Linked DNA regions of Homo sapiens: region 2 is linked to region 1. Evidence: read pairs that join two places in POLR2A ChIA-PET (ENCODE). Cell type or tissue: B cell. All regions are shown on one strand. Each heading gives the region's core, and the rest is flanking DNA. Links, peaks and the distances in the headings are about the cores only. Region 1 overlaps EHMT1 (euchromatic histone lysine methyltransferase 1). Region 2 overlaps EHMT1 (euchromatic histone lysine methyltransferase 1).

The links. Peaks named below come from ENCODE experiments on the same cell type or tissue, not always from the same donor. Only the 100,000 strongest peaks of a DNase experiment are listed, where the experiment ranks them.
Region 2: POLR2A ChIA-PET joins it to region 1 with 5 read pairs; 4 of 35 experiments call an interaction of 5 or more read pairs at or near these places.

The regions. Positions count from the first base shown.
Region 1 is chr9:137,755,000-137,766,621 of GRCh38, forward strand. It overlaps EHMT1 (euchromatic histone lysine methyltransferase 1), which reads left to right. Exons shown (of 27, transcript NM_024757.5): 9 at 2,881-3,012; 10 at 7,676-7,821. Among named protein-coding and RNA genes, the nearest start is that of MIR602, 78 kb to the right of the region's middle. RefSeq lists enhancers at 2,794-3,295, 2,968-3,187, 4,064-4,233, 6,224-6,373, 7,541-7,590 and 2 more. In B cell, for the core only: no CTCF peak of the experiment used is centred there; DNase peaks (open chromatin) are centred at 2,802, 4,272, 5,132, 6,172 and 2 weaker places; H3K4me3 peaks cover 4,766 bases; H3K27ac peaks cover 7,031 bases.
Region 2 is chr9:137,699,734-137,711,355 of GRCh38, forward strand. It overlaps EHMT1 (euchromatic histone lysine methyltransferase 1), which reads left to right. Exons shown (of 27, transcript NM_024757.5): 2 at 11,234-11,297. Among named protein-coding and RNA genes, the nearest start is that of EHMT1, 87 kb to the left of the region's middle. RefSeq lists an enhancer at 8,764-9,725. In B cell, for the core only: no CTCF peak of the experiment used is centred there; a DNase peak (open chromatin) is centred at 5,918; H3K4me3 peaks cover 617 bases; H3K27ac peaks cover 4,054 bases.

The DNA.
Region 1 (11,622 bases), core at 1,773-9,772:
AGGAAGGAAATCTCCTCAAACCCAGAAGGGATGCAGCAGGTTTAGGGTGCCAAGGGCCGTTTTTGTTTCCAGCTTAACCGAGGTGCACCTGGCATCCAATAAAATGCACAGAAATAAATTACACAATTTGACAAGTTTTAACATGCTTATGACCTTGAATCCATCACCACAGTCAGATGATCAGTGCCATGAGCTCCTCTGTCACCCCGGGTCCCTCCTGCCCTTTGATAACCTGGCCCCTTCCCTGCCTCCCTTCCCTGCTCCCAGGCAGCCCCTGGTCTGCTCTGTTTCCATGTATTGGTTAGTGTTCTGTAGAATTTTATATAGATGGAACTGTGTGGTTGTTTTTCATCTGGCTTCTCTGAGTATAATTGTTTTGAGTTGCCAGGCTGTCGAATGGCCAGGAGTTTGTTTCTGTCCATTGCTGAGAAGTGTCCCATTGTGTGGCTGCCCCACAGTCTTATCTGTCCATTCATCCGTCCATGGGCTTTGGGCTCTTTCCAGCCTTGGCTGCTAGAAATTAAGTGGCCGTGAACATTTGTGTGCAAATCTTTTTTGAACAGGTGCTTCCCTAGATCTTGGTTAGGTATCTGGGAGTGGAATGGCTGAGTAGAGTGGCGTGTGTTCAGCTCTTCAGGAAGCTGCCAAGCTGTTTTCCAAGCACTCGTCCTGTTTTAGGTCCAGACAACACACAAGCATTCCAGTTCCCCTCTGTCCACGCCAGCACTTGTTAGGGTTAGTCTTTTTAATTCCAGTGGATCTGTGGGTGTGCAGTGGTGTTTTACTGTAGTTTCAATGCTGTTACCTAATGAGTAATGAGATTGTACATTTTAGCCTTCATTTAGTTTTTTTGAAACGTGTCTGTTCACATCTTTTGCTCACTTTTAAAATCTGGTTGTTTTTCTTCTCATTGGGTTAAAAGAGTTTTTAACATATTCTGGAGACAAGTCTTTTATCAGGTGGATGTTTTGCATGTATTTGTACCTAGTCTCTGACCTGCCTTTTCATTTTCCTAATGCTGTATTTAGAAGAGCAAACGTTTTTAAGGTTTTCTTGAAGTCCAAGTTACGAGTTATTTTACTTGGGGGGTTCATGCTTTTGTGCTCTAAGAAATCTTTGACAGACCCAGGTCACAGAGGTTTTGTCCCTTGTTTTCTTCTTGGCATCTGCAGGCTCCGCGCTTGCCTGTCGGTTCATTTTGCACTGATGTTTGAGTGAGCTGTGGCGCAGGCCCCTTCTTGGCAGTGGGTGTGCAGCTGCCATAGGCACTGCTGCTTGAGTTGATTTTTCTCCACCTGTTGACATTCAGTGTGTGGGCTGTTCCTGGACATTCTGGTCTGTTTCATTTATTTATTTGTTTATCCTTATACCAGTGTCACCGAGTGGCAGCACTTTGTTCTTATTCACAGTGATTTTGGCTAATCTAGATTCCCCAATGTAGAGTACCTCTGTTAACTGGATGTTGGGGAGGCGTCATCCCCTGAAAAGAGAGGGTTGCGGGAGACCTGGGGCGTGAGGCAGTCACCATGGAGGCTCCTGGCGTTTGAGGGTGGAGGACGTGTGAGCCCCCCGGGAGCTGCATGTGGTGCTTCAGTTACGTTTCTCTTCACCTCAGTTTATTGATTCAGATCATAACACCAGATGTGGCTTTTACTGTTGGCCAACAAAAGCATTTTAGAGCCAAGACTAAAAGTTGTTTTTGGGGTAGAGATTTCATCTTTGTCATCTTGGCTGTAATGTGCAAAATGTGTGCTTTTAAATATTCACAGAGGAGTTTGAATTTTATTTCTTTATGAATTTTTTATTTAAATCTTCTTTTCGTTTAAAACTATACAAAGTGTACTCCTGTTCTTCAAGTTGATGATGGTGATTTCTCAAAGGTGGTTGACTTTTCCTGTCTGTCTAAGATCTAGGTGGAGCATGTGGCTTGAATGAAAAGACTGGTTACCATACCTCTCTGTGCTAGTGTTCATTTATTTCCAGTCATTGAAATAAGATTGGTGACTAGTCCCTAGAAGCTTGGCTGTGAAATGTGACCATCTGCCCTTGGCCGGAGTTAGATATTACCTGGTACAGGTACACACTTTCATAGGCCTCCTCAGTGAATGCCCTTGTGATTACAAACACCCAATTTTATATATCTTTCTCCGGCCCTCCTGGGAAGTGTGGACAGGCTGGCCTGGCCACCACTCGTGTGTCCTTGAGGGCAGGGAAGCCCACAGAAGTGTTTGCACCCCCCACTGCCCTCGCTGCCAGCCAGGGGACACCGGTCCTTCTCACAGCACCCTGCTCCCTGGCACCTTCTGTGGGTGTCGTGAGCCTCCCGTGTTTACTGGAGTCGACACTGATCCTTTCCGGGAGCCTCCCTGGATTTCAGCCAGGACGCCCGGGAGGTCATTGCTTTCTCTCTGACACAGATTTGCCTGCAACATGGCACCTTGGGCCATCTCTTTAGCTACTTTACATCTGATCTTTCAAATCTGCAAGTTAGATTTTTCTGTTTTATTTAAAAATAATCTACAACATATGACTACCATGTTTTTATCTGTTTCTTTGATCATTTGATAGCTTTTATGTAGTTGGTGTAGTTACAGAGAAAGATGTGCTGACATGTTGGTGCCTTTGTTTTTGTCTATACAGCTTCTCTCCTCCCCCATGAATATTATGTCTAAAAGGGGGAATTAGCAAAATAATATGCGGGAGAGAAAATGATAGTGAAACTGGAATGGTCTAAACCATAGTGGGTTTCAACTTGTGGTTTTGAATGGATTAATTAGAAGTAGTCCATTTCCTGGGGCCCCAGCCTTGCTGCCCTGTGCGTCTGGGTGGGTGCGGCCGCCTGGGTGCGTGGTGTCTGATGTGTGTGCCTTTCATACCTAGGTTCTGAGTCGTATAAGTCATCTGCAGGAAGCGCTGAGCAGACGGCACCAGGAGACAGCACAGGGTACATGGAAGTTTCTCTGGACTCCCTGGATCTCCGAGTCAAAGGAATTCTGTCTTCACAAGCAGAAGGTGAATGTGGTGGTGTAACTTAGACCGGGCACCATCTTGGTCCTTTGTCTTCTGGGCTCCTTCCTCTGTATTAGCATGATGCCCCTTGGTGGACACTAGTAGAAGATCGGGTTAACTGCATCACTTCCAGCTGAGGTGTAGACAGGATGGGGTGCGTTTGCTGTGTCCCGGTGTTCAAGTGAAGAAAGAGACATTACGGAAACCCTCTAAGAGTCAACTGGCGAAGCCCAAGCATGGCCCAGCGTGGCGGTCATCTCCCTCCGTGGGTCAGGCGTGCTCCGTGGAGGATTGCCCACGGCCAGACGCCCTCCCTGGTGGCATCTCAGGACACACGGGGACGTACTGTTGAATAAGGTGTCTCTGATTGGCTGAAATATGTCCCTGGTCAGTGTTGAGCTGAGAGTTCTGACATACGTTCTGTAATGGAATATTCGTATTTAGTGTATTTTTGTACCTCTAAATCACAGGTGAATCAGCAGCTTCTGTTGGGAGTTGTTGTGCCAGAAGTTGTCCGTTCTCACACTTTCTATCAGTTTTTTCTCTTTTTAAGCAACTTAGAAACCTTATATGAGTGAAAAGTAGCTAATACCTATTTGATTATTTGGGAAGATTTATTCGAAGCATGATGTGGAGGAAATGCAAATCTTATTTACATTCCCCACAGATCTTACTGGTGTGGCATTGCAGACCACTGCAGGGGGCTTAATGGGCCATTTAAAAATGACAAATAGCTAGCTTTTTAGGGTTTTGAACACTGAGGGAGGTTTGAGTCACCTATGTAATTCACCTAGGAAATCACATCTTTAGCTTAAGATAGAAATCTTAGGCTAGTCCGGCTGGGCGCGGTGGCTCACACCTGTAATCCCAGCACTTTGGGAGGCCGAGGTGGGCAGATCACGAGGTCAGGAGATCGAGACCATCCTGGCTGACATGATGAAACCCCGTCTCTACTAAAAATACAAAAAATTAGCCGGGCGTAGTGGCGGGCGCCTATAGTCCCAGCTACTCGGGAGGCTGAGGCAGGAGAATGGTGTGAACCCAGGAAGCAGAGCTTGCAATGAGCCGAGATGGCACCACTGCACTCCAGCCTGGGCGACAGCGAGACTCCGTCTCAATTAAAAAAAAAACAAAAAACAACAACAGCAGCAACAACAACAAAAGAAATCTTAGCCTAGTCCGTCATGGAAACGATGATATTTTTTCCTCTTCTTGCACCAAATGGAGCAGAACCCCCTCAAGCATCACGAAGTCCTTCGCATGGTCACCCCATGCTTTCCGAGTATAACACTGGGTGTTTCAGTTCTCTAAACTTGCTTTTAGATTTGGAGGTCTCAGGAAGTTACTTGGTTTTAAGGAGTAAATAGTATTTCATTTTGTCAAATCGACTCCTGCTGTGGTGGCCTTGGGCATGCTGAGTGGCAGGAGACCGGGAGCTGGCACATGAAGGCCGTTCCACCTGTCAGTGTGCGCCTGCTGTCTCTGGTGAGGTCGGGGGAAGGTAGCTCTAAAGGAAGGATGGTGCCGAGCATCAGGGCCAAAGGGCGAGAGCCAACACAAAGCCGGAGGAGAAATGGCAGGGAGTAGAGGCTCCTCAGCTTGTGTGACATTTTGTAAACTGCCTCCCAGAATTGATTTCCCTGTGTTTGATCAGCGCCGATTGGTCAGTCAGCGATTGGCCTGTTCAGTCATGCTCTTGATGTAGATCATCAGTGTGTAGAAGAGACAGGCGGTGCGCCCACTGTGCTGGTGCTGGCCGTGTGGCCCGGGACCCCAGAGGGAGGCAGTGGTCAAGTGGCGCTGGATGGCGTCTGGGGCTCTGGGAGACCTGGGTGGTGTGTGTTTCAGATGGGACAGGCGCCATCGGCCTGTGGAGTGTGCTGAGCGGGTCAGTGGGGGCAGGTGATGCCGCTGGTTGTGGGTCAGGGGGTCCAGGCTTGAGCCTTGGGCCAAGGAGAATATGAAGATGAGAAGTCCTCTCCGTATGCATTCGTCTCTTTCCCCGTTGCCTTGCTCTTGGGCCTGCCTTATTGAGGCTGAATGGCGATGTCACCCAGCAGCAACAGGAGGCAGAGGGTCTGAGCCTGGGAGGGGCCAGGAGTCGGTAACCATGGCAACGTGGGCTAGGGCGGGAGAGGCAGAGCTTGGCGGAGGTTGATTGCTTGAGGCTTGCTTCAGTCAGTTCGTTTGATGTCCCTGGTAGTTCCACTGTGGGAACAGAAACACTCCACCTCCACGGAGGTGTCTGAGCCACTGCATTGTTATCCAAGCGTGTAGGCCCTGGGTTCTTACCTATCTCACTGCAGCCTCTTGGCTGCTGTTGGCCAGTGCTGTGGTAGGACAGTTATCTCACAGCGTTGTGGGGTTTGTGTGTGTTTTCTCCTTTTAAAAATCAGGTTGCTGAGCAGGATCATCTCAGAGACCCCCCCAGCTTTAAACTTGTAGTGATTTGAATTCAAGTTTCACTTCATCGTTTTCCTGGTCTTTAGGGGTTTGGGTGATCCAGAGGCGAGGCTGGGACCTCGGGCAGCACATGATTAGGAAGTGCCTCCTGCACAGAGTCCTTGACGGCAGCGTGGACCGTTCACGTGCTTTTTGGCTCTTTGCACAGATTTGGATTCTCTCCTGGCCGTGACCAATATCAGATTCCAAATGGGCTAGAGACAGACAGAAGCGGCTGTGGTGACTCAGCATGGGTGTTGGTAAAAGATGCACTAAGAGGCTGGCAGGGCGGCTCAGGCCTGTAATCCCAGCACTTTGGGAGGCCGAGGTGGGCAGATCACAAGGTCAGGAGATCGAGACCATCCTGGCTAACACAGTGAAACCCCGTCTCTACTGAAATACAAAAAATTAGCCAGGCGTGGTGGCGGGCGCCTGTAGTCCCAGCTACTTGGGAGGCTGAGGCGGGAGAATGGCTTGAACCTGGGGGCAGAGCTTGCAGTGAGCTGAGATCGCACCACTGCACTCCAGCCTGGGCGACAGAGCGAGACTCTGGCTCAGAAAAAATAAAAAGATGCACTAAGGCACAGTGCAGCTTTTAAAGGGTTTCCTTGAGCAGCGATTCATGAACGAGGCAGCTCCAAACCAGAAGCACGTTGGGAGCTGCACTGAGGAAACACGAGGGGAAGGATTTTTAGGGTGAACGTGGGAGTAAAGCCAGGAAAACACCCCACTGGTTCATGACGCAGTTTCCTCGTTTGTTCTGTCCCTGCTGGAAAGTCCCTAGTTCTAGAGATTGGTTGGCTGCTTCTGAATGGTAGAGCTTAAGTTTTATTTTTCTTTACTATAGGCATTTGCCAAAAGTAGCCCAAGATATCCTTTGTTTTCAAATCAAGCAAGGTCAAGATGGCCTCCTTGGCTCAACTGGCTTTGTCTGTTCAAGGATTCTTTAGTCTTGGTCTCCATTTTAATTTACTTTAACACTATATTTTTAGATGTGAAAACAAGAGTTAATGTTTTTTTTTGAGACGGAGTCTCACTCTGTTGCCAGACTGGAGTGCAGTGGCACAATCTCAGCTCACTACAACCTCCGACTCCCTGGTTCAAGTGATTCTCCTGCCTCAGCCTCCTGAGTAGCTGGGATTACAGGCATGTGCCCCATGCCCAGCTAATTTTTGTATTTTTTTTTTTAGTAGAGACGGGGTTTCACCATGTTGTCCAGGAGGGTCTCGATCTCCTGACCTCGTGATCTGCCCGCCTTGGCCTCCCAAAGTGCTGGGATTACAGGCGTGAGCCACCGCGCCCAGCCAAGAGTTAATTATTTTTAATTAAGAGAGGTAATAGTGAGTATTTGAGACAATGATTCATCTTCTATTTCTGCTTTGACTGTTTAACAAAAAAGAAAACGTGAAATGCGATCTGGCTTCCTTTGGGAGCGGCACCCACTGTAGCCACTTGCCAAGCTTAAGGGTCTTCCTGGCGGTGCCCTCCACCCCCGCCCCTGCTGCTCAACAGCCTTGGCCTTGCCCGTCTCTCCCATCCGGGGCTGGGGCAGGGCATGGGGGCACCAGCCCTGGCTGTGCTGGGACGGGCCCAAGGCCGCCTGCCTGACCATGGCCCTGCTGCAGCCTTCCCTATGGACTATGCTGTCATTGTCAGCTGCATATTGAGCTCTAATTCTCCTCTAGTTTATCTTTCCTTGTTTTTCTGGTGCTTTCCTCTTTCAGCCTAATAAATGGGCTCTTTGGACTATTGTAGTAGGTGAGTGAGATTCTAGATAATAGATGAACCGTTATTAAAACCTTCCAAACTGATTTTTTTTTTTTTGTGGCTGCCATTCTAAAACCAAGTAGGAAAACAAGGTCTTAAAGGGCAGTGAATGCTCTTTTGTTTGAAAGCAAAAGATTTAGGAGCTACTGCCAGAGGTACCAGCCTCTGGCTTTGGAACTTGTGTCCTGGGTCCTGAGAACCTGAGAACACAGGTTAATAGGTGCCTCTTGAGACCCTGTCAGGGGGTTTGTTAGCTGGGGAGGCACAGGCCACCCCTTCATGTTGCCCAGGTGGTGGCCATCCCCGCCCCACGCAGGGCTGTTTGTGCTGGGTAATCAACCGCATTGCTTTCATTTCCTGGCGTGTGAGATCACTGTTGAGACTATAATCGATCACTTTCTAGATGTTCTTTTGAGGTCAGGATTGCATGAGCTGACATGTGTCTGTGTGACGTTAGGGTTGGCCAACGGTCCAGATGTGCTGGAGACAGACGGCCTCCAGGAAGTGCCTCTCTGCAGCTGCCGGATGGAAACACCGAAGAGTCGAGAGATCACCACACTGGCCAACAACCAGTGCATGGCTACAGAGAGCGTGGACCATGAAGTAAGCACGTTTGTTTTCATTTAAAGCAGCCACGAGGAGTGAGTGAGAAAGCCCAGCCCAGCAGGGGCCCCGACAGCCCCTCGAGTGAGTTGTGCTGCGTGACCAGGGCGGGAGCCTGAGTGGATTCTGCGCAGAACCAATCGAGCAGATCCCAACAGTGAAATCACGGCAGATGATGAAACACAGGTCTAGAGCTTGTTAAAAAGGAGGACTGTGTAGACAAAGTCTTTGAATGAAAATGGCCTGTTGTATTTCTTTTTTATGATCATGGTTTTGTCAAGGTTTTTCCTACCTTGCTATAAACAAAGTGAGTAGATTGAGGCAGGATAGTCACACCAAGGTGAGTCCAGAACTGCCCAGAACTGTGGTTTCCTGCAGGGCAGGCCCCGCAAGGGCCGGGCCTCGGCCACCTCCCTCCTTTCACCGGGGATCACAGACTCAGAGGGTTCAGCACGTCCCGTCTCTGCTGCCTCTGGGACAGGAGGGGGGATCAGGCAGAGCACAGACGGAATTAATGTTTTCTGAGAATTTCTCCAGTTCTTTTTAACACGATTTCTTTCAGCCCTCAGAGCCTCGTGACCATGGCTGGCCATGGTGAGGGTCTGAGCAGGAGGCTTGTTGGCACCAGGCCGAGAGGCACCACATGCAGTCACACTGCTCAGGTGTCTGGCTGCCCCGGGCTTGCATTTGCTGTGGCCGAAGTCAGCACGTGGCCATTAGTGTCGTCTGCTTCCTGAGGGGTGTGTCAGGCTGTTGCTTCCACGAGTTTCCTGGTCTTATTGGCCAGCGGATCCATCTTCAGCTCGATTATTGCGTCTTAGCTGCACATTGTGGAAGTAAGTGAGCTGTGAACAGGACAACCATCCGTGTAGCAATGCTGGGCATTATTCCAAGCCTTTTGCGTAGGGCGCTCCTCCAGGTCCACGGCAGCCTGTGCAGCATCGGCCGTCGCCCAGGTGATACAGGTGAGGCCCGTGAGAGGGGCCAGGTGGCGCCTCCAGACTCACTGGCCTGCTGTGAGGAAGGCAGGAATGGGAGCCTTGTTCCAAAGGTCAGGCCCGACCGCTGTGTCGGGGAGCATGGGCAACACCCGGGAGGAGCGGGCAGAGCCCTGGAACAGGCCAGTCAGTTTCGCCCATGGCCCTCACCCTGGTGCCTGTTGGCGTGGCCGGGGTTTCTGATTCAGCAGGTCTGGCCTGGCTGGGATTTTGCTTTTCTAAAGTGTTCCCCGTTTCTCCTGATGCTTCTGGTCCAGGGACCACACTTTGAGAACCACTGGTTCGCCTCCTCTTCTCCTTCTCCGTAGGTGTTAAACAGGATCCAGTGGAGTCAGATCCCCGTGTGACACGTGCTTCCCTGTGACTTTTCTCTCTGTATCTCCACGTTTCCGGTGCACATGCCTTTACTCAGACTCCGACACTGGCGTTGCTTTTGTCTCATCCCAGCTAGGCGACGTCTGCGTCAGCGCCTCTCATCTGTGGCACGTGTGCCCAGCGGGCTCCCTATGTGACGGCTTTTCCCACCTCTGAGTGTTCATGTCACTCGCTGCATGTTCTGCCACACTCGGCCCCTCTGCAGAGCCTCTCACTTGTTTCAAAAGAACTTTCCATAGTGACAAGTGAGGGCGCAGTTAGCCTTTGGAACCCTCGACTCGGCTCCTCTGTCACCAGCGTTCTCTCCCACCCTTCTTTCTTGGTTTTGAACTACTTACTGTTTTAAAACAAACCCCATTTTACTACTGAATAGCACAGTGTGTTTCTATTAAGATCAAAAATGGACCATTGTCTCACATAACAGCAATGCTTTTCACATGTAACAAAAATAACAATTTCCTGTTATTATTTAGTGCCTAGTCCATGGTCAAAGGTCTGTTGACAAAATGCCTTTTACTTTTTTTCTCTCTTTCTAATTGGATCCAAACTGGTTCCACTCATTAAATCAATCTGCTGCAATGTCTCTTAAGTCTTTTGTGTTTCTTTCACCCAGAACATTCTCTCTGTCCCCTGCTTCTTCCCATTTGCCACGCTGTTGGCTAAAAGAATCTGGATTCCAGATTCTGGACTTAGCTCATAACTTTCTTGTGTTGTTTAAGTCATTTGCCTTAGTTCCTATAGCCTGAAAGTTAGATTCAAAGACTTGGTTTACATTCAAGTACCTAAGATTTTTATTTTATGATTTAATTCTGGCGAGAATGCTGTGGAGGTTCGTGCGCTGGGAGCGGTGCTGAGAAGGCTCTGGGTTTCTGCGGCGGCCGCCTGTCCGCCCGAAGGCGGTATTGTCCTTGGTGACCACTGCCTGCATCCATTGTTTCATTCAAAGTTTCAAAATGGTGATTTTGCCATTCTGTCATTCCTCCTGCAAGTACAGGCTGGAATTCTTTGGTACAGAAGAACTTCCCCACATCTGCTAGGGCTGTTTCGTACCTCTGAAACAAGCTTCAGCCGGGATTGGCAGAATAAATAGCTACTTGTCTTTGCAGAGTAATGAATGGGTGCTCTAACAACCTCTAGTGGTATCCGGAGGGCTTGATTTTGCTTCTCTCTGTCCCCTCTCCACCTCCCTTTCTCCCTTAGCATTCTTAAGAACTCATGGTCTTCTCTGTATTCAATGTGTGGTAAGCTTTTTTTGTTTAAAATTAAACACAGATCCCTTGGGCTCTCACTTATTTTTTGGATAGAAAACTCAAAATAATAATAAATTAAATTAAATGAAACGTAGATCCCGAAGACCATACAAAACAAACATTGGGCTGAACAAACCAACTTCAGCTGAGCTCTGGTAAACACCGCCAAGGTGGAGAAGCGGAGCCTGACCCCCCAGCCCCACTCCCCTCACTGCCCCACTCCCCCCGCCCCCGCCGCCCCAGCCTGTCCCCGCTTGTGTTCTTCCCGGCAGCCCCGCCCAGCAGCCTCTGTCCCGACTCCCACAACGCCCACTTCCAGGGTCAGTTTCACTGTTTAGGTTTGTAGCTTCCCCTGTGGCACTGCTGCCCATCTGTCCTTCAATTTCTATATTGTTCTCGGTCCCTTCTTTTTCTTTCAATGTGTCTGTTGAACAACCCAGGCTGTTGGAAGCTTCGAGGCTCCCATAGTCTGGATTCTGTGAATCCCACACTTAGGTGGCAACTCAGCAGGTTCCTCTGTGTTTCTTGCAAAACCTGCCAAGGCCGGGTGCAGTAGCTCATGTCTGTAAAATGGGAGGTCGAGGCAGAAGGATTGCTTGAGCCCAGGAGTTCAAGACCAGCCTGGGCAACATGATGAAACCCCATCTCTTAAAAAAACTTAAACAGCCTTACAAGTTTGGCCCCTTTGTAGTACTCTTGAGTGTGGGGAGGGTTTAGCCCAAAATGAAGGGCCATGTTGTCTGGCTGTCTCACTTTCTCTGATATTGGCAGCTGCTGATGCTTAACACCTACATTTGTTGTTTATTCATTGGAGGTTTCAAAATGGTGCTGATTTTATCATTTATTATTCATTGTTCACTGGAATGGTTTTATAGAGAGACATATCTCAGGCCAGGCACAGTGGCTTATGCCTGTAATCCCAGCACTTGGGGAGGCCGAAGCAGGCAGGTCACTTGAGCTCAGGAGTTTGAGACCATCGTGGCCAACATGGGGAAACACCATCTCTACTGAAAATACAAAAAGTAGCCACTTGTGGTGGCGCCTGCCTGTAGTCCCAGCTACTTGGGAGGCTGAGGCAGGAGAATTGCTTGAGCCTGGGAGGCGACGGTTGCAGTGAGCATCAGTCGTGCTGCTGTTCTTCAGCCTGGGCGACAGAGTGAGACTCCGTCACAAAAACA
Region 2 (11,622 bases), core at 1,392-9,391, 56 kb before region 1:
CCACCTATGGAAGGCCTAAGTGGGAGGATCTCTTGAGCCCAGGAGTTGGAGGTTGCAGTGAGCTGTGGTTGCACCACTGCACTCCAGCCTGGGTGACAGAACAAGACCCTGTTTCTAAAAATGAATGAACAAGCAAATATGTATATGCTGCCTTTGTTTTTCCTACAGATTATGTTAAGTTGTGATTATTGCATGCTTATTTTATGATTACATTTAGAGGAAGAGACATACAAATAAAGTGGTAGTGTTGTAAAAACTTGAAGCTTTTTATTTTAATCATGAAGAACATTTCAGTTACGTAAATGTATATCATCATGTGGAATAAAGAGGTTACTGTCTTCTGTCCTGTGTTGCTAAAGAGAATTTGTGAGGTCACTGGCATGAATATAGCTACACACCAGTATTTACCTATAAAATACATTTATTTTATGGACTTGACATGTGAGTATTTCTCCTATCCCTCTATCCCTTTTGGATATTTTCTGAGCTGTGAATGTAACTGGGTGTCTCATGTCATGACAGCCTGTAGTGCCCACCTCCCCGGGAGCTGCTTGTGTACTTGGCCTCCACGTGCAGCATGGGGTCTGAGTTCTACTTCACTATCTGGGGAACTTTTTTCCCCTTAAGTTTTTGTGTCTATCTGAACCCACCAATTAACATTTAAGGAAAAAACTTCACGAAGTGGGAAATAATCCTTTTTTCTCCAGCCACATCAGTGCCTTAGACAATATATTAAAGTGGGCATTCGGAAGAAGACAATGTTGTTTTCTAGAAGGATGGTGGAGTCCAGCTCAAGCACGTCAAATGTGTGCTGAGGTGGGCCTCATTAGTCCGCTGTTCTCCTTTCTCAAAAGGTTTGATTTGTTGCTGTTGTGACCCATTTTGATCATGGATTGGGTAGATTTTGCACCCCTGCCATGCCACCCCACCCTCCCTACCATAGCATTCAGCCCTTGATGCTTAGGTACTGTTCTAATTGAGGTTTTATTATAGGCTGTGACATTGATGAGAATCTGGATAGGTCAGTGAAGGAACTGTTCCTGTGATCAATTCTGGCTTTACAAATTGTAGCTCTTGTTTTACTATAAAAAATGCCAGGTTTCTGGGTGTATTGGCTCGTTCTCACACTGCTATAAAGACATACCTGAGGCTGGGTAATTTATAAGGAAAAGAGGTTTAATCGGTTCATGGTTCTGTGGGCAGGCTGTATAGGTTTCTGCTTCTGGGGAAGCCTCAAGCAACTTAAAATCATGGCGGAAGGCCTAGGAGAAGCAGGCATATTTTCACATGGCTGGCAGGAGAGAGAAAGCATGAAGGGGAAAGTGCTGCACACTTTCCAACAACCAGGTCTCATGAGAACTCACTCATTATCATGAGAACAGCAAGGGGAACGTCCGCCCCCATGATCCAGTCAGCTCCTACCAGGTCCCTCCCCCAACATTGAGGATTACAGTTAAACATGAGATTTGGGTGGGGACACAGAGCAAACCATATCATTTTGCCCCTGATCCCTCCTAAATCTCATGTCCTTTTCACATTTCTTTTTTTTTTTTCTCTTGTTTTTTTTTGAGACAGAGTCTCACTCTGTCACCTAGGCTGGAGTGCAATGATGCGATCTCAGCTCACTGCAACCTCTGTCCCCCAGGCTCTAGTGATTCTCCTGCCTCAGCTTCCTGAGTAGCTGGGATTGCAGGCATGTGCCACCACACCTGGCTAATTTTTATTTTATTTTATTTTATTTTGACGTGCAGTTTTGCTCTTGTCGCCCAGGCTGGAGTGCAATGGTGTGATCTTGGCTCACTGCAACCTCTGCCTCCCGGGTTTGAGCAATTCTCCTGCCTCAGCCTCTTGAGTAGCTGGGATTACAGGTGGGCGCCACCATGCCTGGCTAATTTTTTTTTTTTTTTTTTTGAGATGGAGTTTTGCTCTTGTTGCCCAGGCTGGAGTGCAATGGTGTGATCTCAGCTCACTGCAACCTCCACCTCCCAGGTTCAAGGAATTCTCCTGCCTCAGCCTCCTGAATAGCTGGGATTACAGGCACGCGCCACCATGCCTGGTTAAATTTTTTTTTTTTTTTGAGACGGAGTTTTGCTTTTGTCGCCCAGGCTGGAGTGCAATGGTGCGATCTCAGCTCACTGCAACCTCTGCCTCCTGGGTTCAAGTGATTCTCCTGCCTGAGCCTCTCAAGTAGCTGGGATTACAGGTGCCCGCCACCATGTCCATTTAATTTTTGTATTTTTAGTAGAAACGGGGTTTCACCATGTTGGCCAGGCTCGTCTCGAACTTCTGACCTCAGGTGATCTACTCGCCTCAGCCTCCCAAAGTGCTGAGATTACAGATGTGAGCCACTGCGCCCAGCCTAATTTTTGTATTTTTAATAGAGACAGGGTTTCACCATGTTGGTCAGGCTGGTCTCAAACTCCTGACCTCATGATCCACCCACCTCGGCCTCCCAAAGTGCTGGGTCCTTCTCACATTTCAAAACACAAATATGCCTTCCAGCAATTTCCCAAAGTCTTAACTCATTCCAGCATTAACTCAAAAGTCCAAAGTCTTATCTGAGACAAGGTAAGTCCCTTCTGCCTATCAGCCTGTAAAATAAAAAGCTTACTTCCAAGAAACAATAGTAATACAGGCATTGGGTAAATGCTTCTGTTCCAAAAGGGAAAAATTGACCAAAACAAAGGGGCTACAGGCTCCATGTAAGTCTGAAACCCAGCAGGGCAGTCTGAGTTCCACAATAATCTTCTTTGACTCCATGTCTCACTTCCAGGCCACACTGGTGGAAGGGGTGGGCTCCCAAGGCCTTGGGCAGCTCTGCCTCTGTGGCTCTTCAGGGTACAGCTCCTGCAGCTGCTTTCATGGGCTGGCGTTGAGTGCCTGCTGCTTTTCTAGGCGTGTGGTACAAGCCGTAGATGGATCTACCATTCTGGGGTCTGGAGGGTAGTGGTCCTCTTCTCACAGCTCCACTAGGCAGTGCCCCAGTGGAGACTCTATGTGGGGCTCCAGTCCCACATTTCCCATCCACACTGCCCTAGTAGAGGCTCTCCGTGGGGGCTTCGCCCCTGCAGGAAGCTTCTGTCTGGACATCTGGACATTTCCATATACTTGGCCTCCACATCCAGCATCCTCTGAATTCAAGCAATTCTCCTGCCTCAGCTTCCTGAGTAGCTGGGATTACAGGCATGCGCCACCACAGATGTATGGATGATATCCATACATCCTGTGAAATCTAGGTGGAGGCTCCCAAGCCTTAACTCTTGCCCTGTGTGCACCTGCTGGGTTAACACCATGTAGAAGCCTTGGTAGCTGCCAGCTTGCACCCTTTGGGTCAGTGTCCTGAGATGTATCTGGGGCCGTTTCAGCCACCACTGGAGCTGGAGTGGCTGTGATGCCGGACACCATGTACTGAGGTTGCACAGAGCAGCAAGGCCCTGGGTCTGGCCCACAAAACCATTCTTCCTTCCTAGGCCTCCAGGCCTGTGATGGGAGGGGCTGCTGCAAAGGTCTCTGAGGCATTTTCCCCATTGTCTTGGCTATTAACATTCAGCTCCTCATGCAAATTTCTGTAGCTGGCTTGAACCCCTTCCCTGAAAAATGTGCTTTTTTTCCTACCACATGGTCAGGCTGCAAAATTTCCAAACTTTTATGCTCTGCTTCCCTTTTAAATATAAGTTCCAGTTTCAGATACTCTCTTCGTGCACGCATGTGAGTGTATGCTGTTAGAAGCAGCCAGGCCACATCTTGACTGCTTTGCTACTTAGGAATTTCTTCCACCACATACCCTAAATCATCTCTCTCAAGTTCAAAGTTCCACAGATCCTTAGAGCAGGGACACAGTGCCGCCTGTCTCTTTGCTAAAGCATAGCAAGAGTGACTTTTACTCCAATTCCCAATAGGTTCCTCATCTCCATCTGAGACCTCCTCAGCTTGGACTTCATTGTCCATATCACTGTCAGCATTTTGGTCAAAACCATTCAAAAAGCCTCTAGGAAGTTCATCTTCCTTTCTTCTTCCTAGCCCTTTAACCTGTTCAAACTTCGGCCCATTACCCATTTCCAAAGCTGCTTCCACATTTTCAGGTATCTTTATAGCAATGCCCTACTTCTCCAGTACCAATTTTCTGTATTAGTCTGTTCTCACACTGCTATAAAGATATACCTAATTCTGGGTAATTTATAAAGAAAAGAGGTTTGATCAGCTCATGGTTCTGTGGGCTGTAGAGGCTTCTGCTTCTAGGGAGGCCTCAGGAAACTTAGCAATCATGGCGGGAGGGCAAAGGGGAAGCGAGCACATCTTACCTGGCCATAAGGATGAAGAGAGAGCAAAGGGGGAAGTGCCACACACTTTCCAACAACCAGATCTTGTGAGATATATCACGAAAACAGCAAGGGGGACATCTGCCCCCATGATCCAGTTACCTCCCATCAGGCCCCTCCCCCAATATTCGGGATTACAGTTCAACATGAGATTTTGGTGGGGACACAGAGCCAAACCATATCACTATGTGTCTGTAAACAGTGAGGTTATGATGTGACCTCAGCTCTGCAGCCTGTAGGGGAATGTGTGGGAGGAAGGAGCTCACTGAGCTCGGGACTTGGAGGGAAGGACTGGGCCACTTTGTTCTCATAAACAAGCAGGACCAAGACCGGAGGCTTGTGGCCTTGCCCTGGTTGTAGATTGAGGATTTTCTATTGGTTTTAATTTTAAGAAACATGGACATTTAAGATAGTGTTTGGTTTTTTTAATGGTATTTAAGAAGAATAGAGTTTTAGGACTAAAATGAGTTCTGTATTTCTGTTCCGAGAGGAGTGTCCTTGGGTCATCCCTTGGCCATTTGTCTTGGTCCTTCACCCCATTCCCCTTTAGTTTGCAAGAATCTTCATTATTGCTGCTTGGTATCCTCTCTTCTTTTTACTTTGATCCTTCTATCTTTTTATTTAGGATTTTGTATTTAAAAGGCCCTTTACTTGAAAGAAGCATCAGAATTCCTGGAAATCCCAGGCTCTGGGAGGGAATTTCCCTTCCTCCTGCCTTCCCTCCCTCCCGCCTGCCTTCCCTCCCTCCCGCCCTCCCTCCCTCCTTTTCTTCCTGCCTTCTTTCTTTCCTTTCCTTCCCTTTCCTTTCTTTGTTCCTCTCTTTCCCTCCCTCCCTCCTTTCCTTTCCTTGTTCCTTCCTTCCTTTTCTTTCTTTCCTCCCTTCCTTCCCTTCTTTATCCCCTCCCCTCCCCTCCCTCCCTCTCTCTCTTCCTTTTCCATTTTCTTTTCTTCTTTTGACAGCGTCTTCCTCTGTCACCCAGGCTGGAGTGCAGTGGTACAACCTTGTTTCAAGGAAACCTTGAACCAGCCTTGGTTCAAGGGAACCTCCCACCTCAGCCTCCCAAGTAGCTGGGACTACAGGTGTGTGCCACCACTCCTAGCTAATTTTTAAAAATTGTTTGTAGAGATGGGGGTCTCACTGTTTTGTCTAGGCTGGTCTTGAACTCCTGAGCTCAAGCAGTCCTCCTTCCTTGACCTCTCAAAATGCTGGGATCACAGGCATGAGCCACTACACCGGCCTGGGAATTCCTTTAACTTGCGTTTGAAAGTTGGACATGAAATCTCCTGAGTGTTCTTGAGTTTGGGCAGATGTACTGAGGATAAGAAGAACTTCCAAGGAGCTGGGTTTTTCTGGACTTGAGATAATGTGATTTTTAAGTGGCAAGAACTGAAGCCAGTGTTTGAGTGAGAATTGGAATGTGTGCATGCTTCGTGTTCATGCTTTGCACACACTGGTTTTGTTCTCTTACCCACCGTCCTGGTGTGTACTCTACATTGTGCACAAGTTGTGGCACTAAAAATGTAAGGTCTGTTGCTCAGGTGGAAATGGACTGGTCATGTGTTTTGCCGTGCGGGCGCAGAGGTCAGGCTGGCTCTGTGGTTAGCAGGTGCAACCCACGCGGAAGGGGAGGAGGGGTTTCCTGACTGAGCGAGAAGCCCCAAGTCAGGGCTGTCCTCCCAGGGTAGGTTTGGAGTAGGCACTGCACTCAGTCTCTTGTTGCTGTGAGGTTGGGGGATGGCCCTAGAGGGCTGTGGCAGTCTTGGGGCTGTGAGGTCTGGACCAGCCCTGCCCTGGTACCTGTACTGACCAAGAGAGGCCCACGGTCCCCTCCTCTCCCCACAGCTCTGGGGCTCCTGTCTACCTCTGAAAAGTGAGTTGCAGTGCCTCCCTCTCCTGGACTTCCAAATTGCGAGGTGGGGAAGGCCCAGGCCGTTCTTCCTGGAGTGGACCTGGACCCTTCACTTCTGCCTGGGCTCCTCTGCCTTGTGCGTTGGGGGGTTGGGGGTGGGGCGTCAGCAGGGGTGGGGCATCAGGGGCGGGGCTAGGCTCTGCCAGTCAAGGCACACGGGGCCATGGCAGGGCAGGGCATGCAGAGCCGACCTGGCCTGGGGGTTGGCGAGTCCTGGACCATCCCGGGGAGTTGTAGGTTGGGGCTCCTGAGGGAAATGCAGATGATTTTTTTGGGAATTTTTTGGCTAGGCTTCCTGGACTGGGCAGAGCTTCTGCAGTGCGGGGTCTGAGTCCAAGTAGTTTGCTCACTCCAGCTAGGTGGATGTTGTGAGTGGAAAGGTCTTGATTTAGGATACATAAAACACAATTTTGTTTTAACTAATTCATTTTGTTTTGCTTAGATCAAGGAGAAGGAATAATGTGCTAGGCTGAATGATTGAGATGAGACAGCATTTCTGTCACTGTTATGAACAGGAGCCCTTCCTCCCCTTATTTATTTTTGAGACGGAGTCTCGCTCTGTTGCCCAGGCTAGAGAGCAGTGGCGTGATCTCGGCTCACTGCAACCTCCGCCTCCTGGGTTAAAGATATTCTCCTGCCTCAGCCTCCTGAGTAGCTGGGATTACAGGTGCCTGCCACCACGCCCAACTAATTTTTGTATTTTTAGTGGAGATGGGGTTTTGCCATGTTGGCCAGACTGGTCTCGAACTCCTGACCTCAAGTGATCCGCCTGCCTCGGCCTCCCAAAGTGCTGGGATTGCAAGCGAGAGCCACTGTGCCTGGCTTCTCCTTTTTATTGAGACATTATTTATCTTTTATACATATATATATATTTTTTGAGATGGAGTTTTGCTCTTTTGCCCAGGCTGGAGTGAAGCAGCGTGATCTCAGCTCACTGCAACCTCCGCCCCCGCCCAGGTTAAAGTGATTCTCCTGCCTCAGCCTCCCGAGTAGCTGGGATTACAGGCATGTGCCACCACTCCCGGCTAATTTTTATATTTTTAGTAGAGACGGGGTTTCGCCATGTTGGCCAGACTGGTCTCCAACTCCTGACCTCAGGTGATCCACTCACCTTAGCCTCCCAAACTGCTGAGATTACAGGCGTGAGCCAGCGCGCCTGGCCTATCATTTACATTTGTATTGTAAACTAATTTGTCCTTAATCTGGAGGTTTCATAAAATCCTAGAGTCCGTCAGCCATAAGGAGACTTGGCAGCGCTGCTTGGGGGGGCTGGTCTCCGAAGCCAGCCTGTGGTGCTTCAGCACCCTAGGAGCAGCCCCTGGGCTACAGAAGCAGCATCCCTTGCTGGGAGAAAACCTTCCCGAGCCTCCTGGAAGTCAGGAGAGGCCACGGTTCTGGAGGAGAGGGCGGAGCCGCTGCCTTGCAGAGCCTGGTCTGTCTGCCTCTGCTGGGCCTCCCTCCTCCCCGGTGCCCCCTTTTCCTTTCGCCTCTGCCCTGGGCCATCCTCAGCTGTCCCTTAATGGAAGTGAGCACTGGGGATGCTACAGACCAGGCAGAGGCATCTGTGCTGTGTTTCTGGCCCTAACACTGGTATGAGGCCTGGCATGTTGGTCAGTGCTTGTCAGAGGATTCCTGAGTGCAGTTGAATTGGACACACAGCAGAATGGTGGATGATTCTAGACATTATTCGGTAGTGTGTTACATAGCATTCTTAAACATTTTTTCAAAAGATTACAAAACTTAATTTCGTGGGTAGGATTTGTGGCTGGTGGTGGTGATGAGGACTGTGAGATGGAGTGGGGTTTGGCGGGTGCCTCCAGGAGGGGACAGCATGTGAGGGGCACAGCTGGTGCCCAAAAATGCCTGTAGACCCCGGCAGCCTCACAAGGTCTGCCCTGCCATGCTCCACCCCGGCTCATCTCAGGCCAGGAGACCTTGTCGGCAGAGCTGTGCCGTGGCAGGCAGGGTGTCTTTGGTGTGCCTCAAGGCCCTGCTCTTAAAAGTATTGAGGACCCCAGAGGGCTCTTGTTTATTGGGTTGTATCTAATGATAGTTACTGTAAAAGAAATGAAAACTGAAAAGTTAAAAATCACATTTTTAAAAAATAATAAAAGTAAACATGTAACATTTTATTTACATGTTAGGGAATACAGCAGTTTCTGTGAAAAGTACTTTTTCTGAATGAAAAAAACTCAGTTGAATGGCATTGTTTTCCATGTTGGTCCATCTCTGTCATGTCTGGCTAATCGAAGAGTCAGCTGGATTTGCAGATTGGCTTCTGCACCCAGCCTGAGGTGATACTGTCTGAAGAAAATCTGGTCTCCCATAGACATGTGGTTGGCAAGGGGGAAGTATTTTGATATCTTTTCAGATAATTGCAGCTATTCTGCTTTGATATGACACGAAAACTCAACAAGGTGAAACTGTGCCAATGACCTTCTTCCTCTGTGACATTAAAGCCCATCTTGGATGCATCTTTGTCCCATGCGTGATTTTGAATATTAGGCACTGGGCATTTGGGGAGTGTCAGCTCACCTTGTTAGGAAGATCTTCCCCATGTTGACACATTTTATTATATGGTATCAAAAATCATAGTCACTAATGATACCGCTCATGTAATAAGAAAAGTCATAAATATGGAGAAACTTTCAAGCTCATGGGGACAGATACACATTTACATGTGTTTCGAAAATTCAAAAGGTAGAGTTTTAACATTGGCAACAAATACTACTGGTTGTTTTCTTTGAGGCTCACTCTGTTCTGTGGAAATGTCTGCCAGATGTCCAGGTCTGACTGAGTGGCATGTCCAGGCCTGAGTGGCATGTCCAGGTCTGAGTGGCATGTCCAGGCCTGAGTGGTATGTTCAGGTCTGAGTGGCATACATTTTGCCAGTTGTTCTTTTAAGTGAAGATGCTCTGTGAGTGAGGAAAGCTTCGGGTTCCACGCAGCCACTGTGCCTGGCCTGCTGCCTGCCCCCTTCCTCTGATGTGGAACGCTGGAGAGCTGTGCTCACAGGCCATCATCTCACTGCCTCATCCAGGGCACTCTCAGGCGAGCCCCCCAAGTGCCTGCTGGTCAAGAGTTCAGTTGCTGGAGTACACTTCGGTGTCCTGACCTGGTCGATGCAAAGGGGCTGACACCACCGCTTGGGCACCGTCTGTGCAAATATCAGCACAGTGAAAAAGGCAATTGAGGTCCTAGTATTACCATGAAAATAGTTTTGACCTCCTGGACTCCTGGAAGGATTGCAGGGACCCCGGAGAGCTCCTGTTGGGGGGTAGGTGTGAAGGGTGCAGGCTGAGCTGGCTGGCGTACAGCTGTGATGGACCAGGAAAGGTAGCGTGCTCTGCATGTTCGAGGGCTGGCCATGAGCAGCTGGGCTGCTGGCCCTGGCTTGGCAGTGGGAGATCAGGGGGTGGGAGGTGGAAACCTGGGCCCCCCTGCCTTACCGTGGTGGGGTGGGCTGTGCACAGTTGCTAAGACCAGCTCCTGGGGAGGGTGATGCAGTTAGGTCCGGTGTTACCAAGTCAGCCCAGAAGGCAGCGAGACCATATGGATGTGAGCCCTGGAAAGCAGTAGGCACATCCGGGCTCAGGTAGGGGCTGGCCTGGCGTCTGCTTTGTGGGGAGGAGGGGTTCTGTTGAGAGGCCCCATTGTTGACATGTTTTCTCATCCAGACGCTGGACACCCGGGTTTTTGCAGCCTCTTCTTACCTGTTGATAGTCAATTAAAGATGGAATCAGTGCGTGGCTGGCCTCCTGCAGCTGTCTGACTGGCTGCTCCTAGTGACCTCGGGCAAGTCTGTGCCTCTCCTCTTCTGGTTGTGGACTCGGAGCACCAAGTGTGCCTCCCTCAGTTGTTCCTATTTTATCACTCTGACCCGGAGGCTTCCTGCCCACTTCCAGCTTCCAGTGGCCTCACCAGAGGGCTTTCTCCAGTATCACATCACCAGGTGTGGGTGTCAGCCTGACAGCTCCCACTTGCAGTCTGGCATCTCCAACTGCCCAGAGTGGTCAGCAGCCCTCTTCCCCGGCCCCCAGCTGTGGGTGGGGCATTTGCAGACTCCCTGCTGCCTCCTTATGGACTCCATGGTCCTGCTGCTGCGTCGGGAGAGGCCTGGCTAGGAGTGTTTTATGTGTTTATGTTCACTTCTCCAACCAGACTCTAAGCTTCTTGAAGGCAAGGATTTTTGTGTAAAAAAAAAAAAAAAAATTCTGTCCAAGTGCCACCCAAGTGCAGTGGCTCACACCTCTAATCCCAGCACTTTGGGAGGCTGAGGCGGGCGGATCACTTGAGGCCAGGAGTTTGAGACCAGCCTGGCCAACATGGCGAAACCCCCATCTCTACTGAAAACACAAAAAGCATCTGGGTGTGGTGGTGTGCACCTGTAGTCCCAGCTACTCAGGTGGGTGAGGCCTGAGAATCGCTTGAACTGTGGAAGCAGAGGTTGCAGTGAGCCGAGATCGCGCCACTGTACTCCAGCCTGGGCGAGAGAGTGAACTCTGTCTCAACAAAAAAATTGTAAGAGGCCTTGTATAATACATACCTCTATAGATGCTTAATCTCAAAGATTTAGTGATTTAAGTTCCTTATTGAATTTTCTTGATTTATCTATTTCTATAATTTTTTGTAGGAGGTTGGACATTTGAAATATATGAATTATTGTCAGCAGTAGAATGCATTTTGAAATAAATTGTAACACTCCTGTAACAGAGCCCAAAGATTTCAGATATCTAATTATATAAATGATACATGAATGCGTTCTTATTGTTAAGAAACTGTCTTCAAAAATAGAAATACAGGAGAAGTTTCCTTGGACTGTGTTCTGAATGCCAGTTCTTCTGCTGGAGGCGACTGTAACCAGCTGGCAGGAGTAAATCTGACTGTCCAGCAGCTCATGGTGAATGTTGTAACTACGATTTTTTGACTTTTTCCAAATGATGTCCATTTGGAAAAGCGGCCTCCCACTGAACCCGGCTGACGGCTGTTGTTTCTCTCTAACAGGCAGTTCCGGCGAGGGGGGAGCCTCAGCAGGATTGCTGTGTGAAAACCGAGCTGCTGGGAGAAGGTGAGGGCGGTGTGCACCGAGGGACAGGAGCAGCGCCTCCCTCCAGACTAGAAAACCTGCTGCTCTTCCTCTCTTATTAGTCCCCGTCTTCTGACTTTCTTTGCTTCACCTAGGTTTATGGTATAGTTTCTAATCTATCCCATTCCTAAATAGCACAGTTGCACAGACAAACACAAAAGCTCTGCCAGAGAAGGAACACATTTGTCAAAGTATGAAAAGCAAAAATCCTGTATATCCTTGTCTTAAAGTACACCCAGAAAATTAAAAGTGAGTGGCCACACAAATGTTTATAGCAGCATTGTCACGTCGCCGAAAACCGGAGACA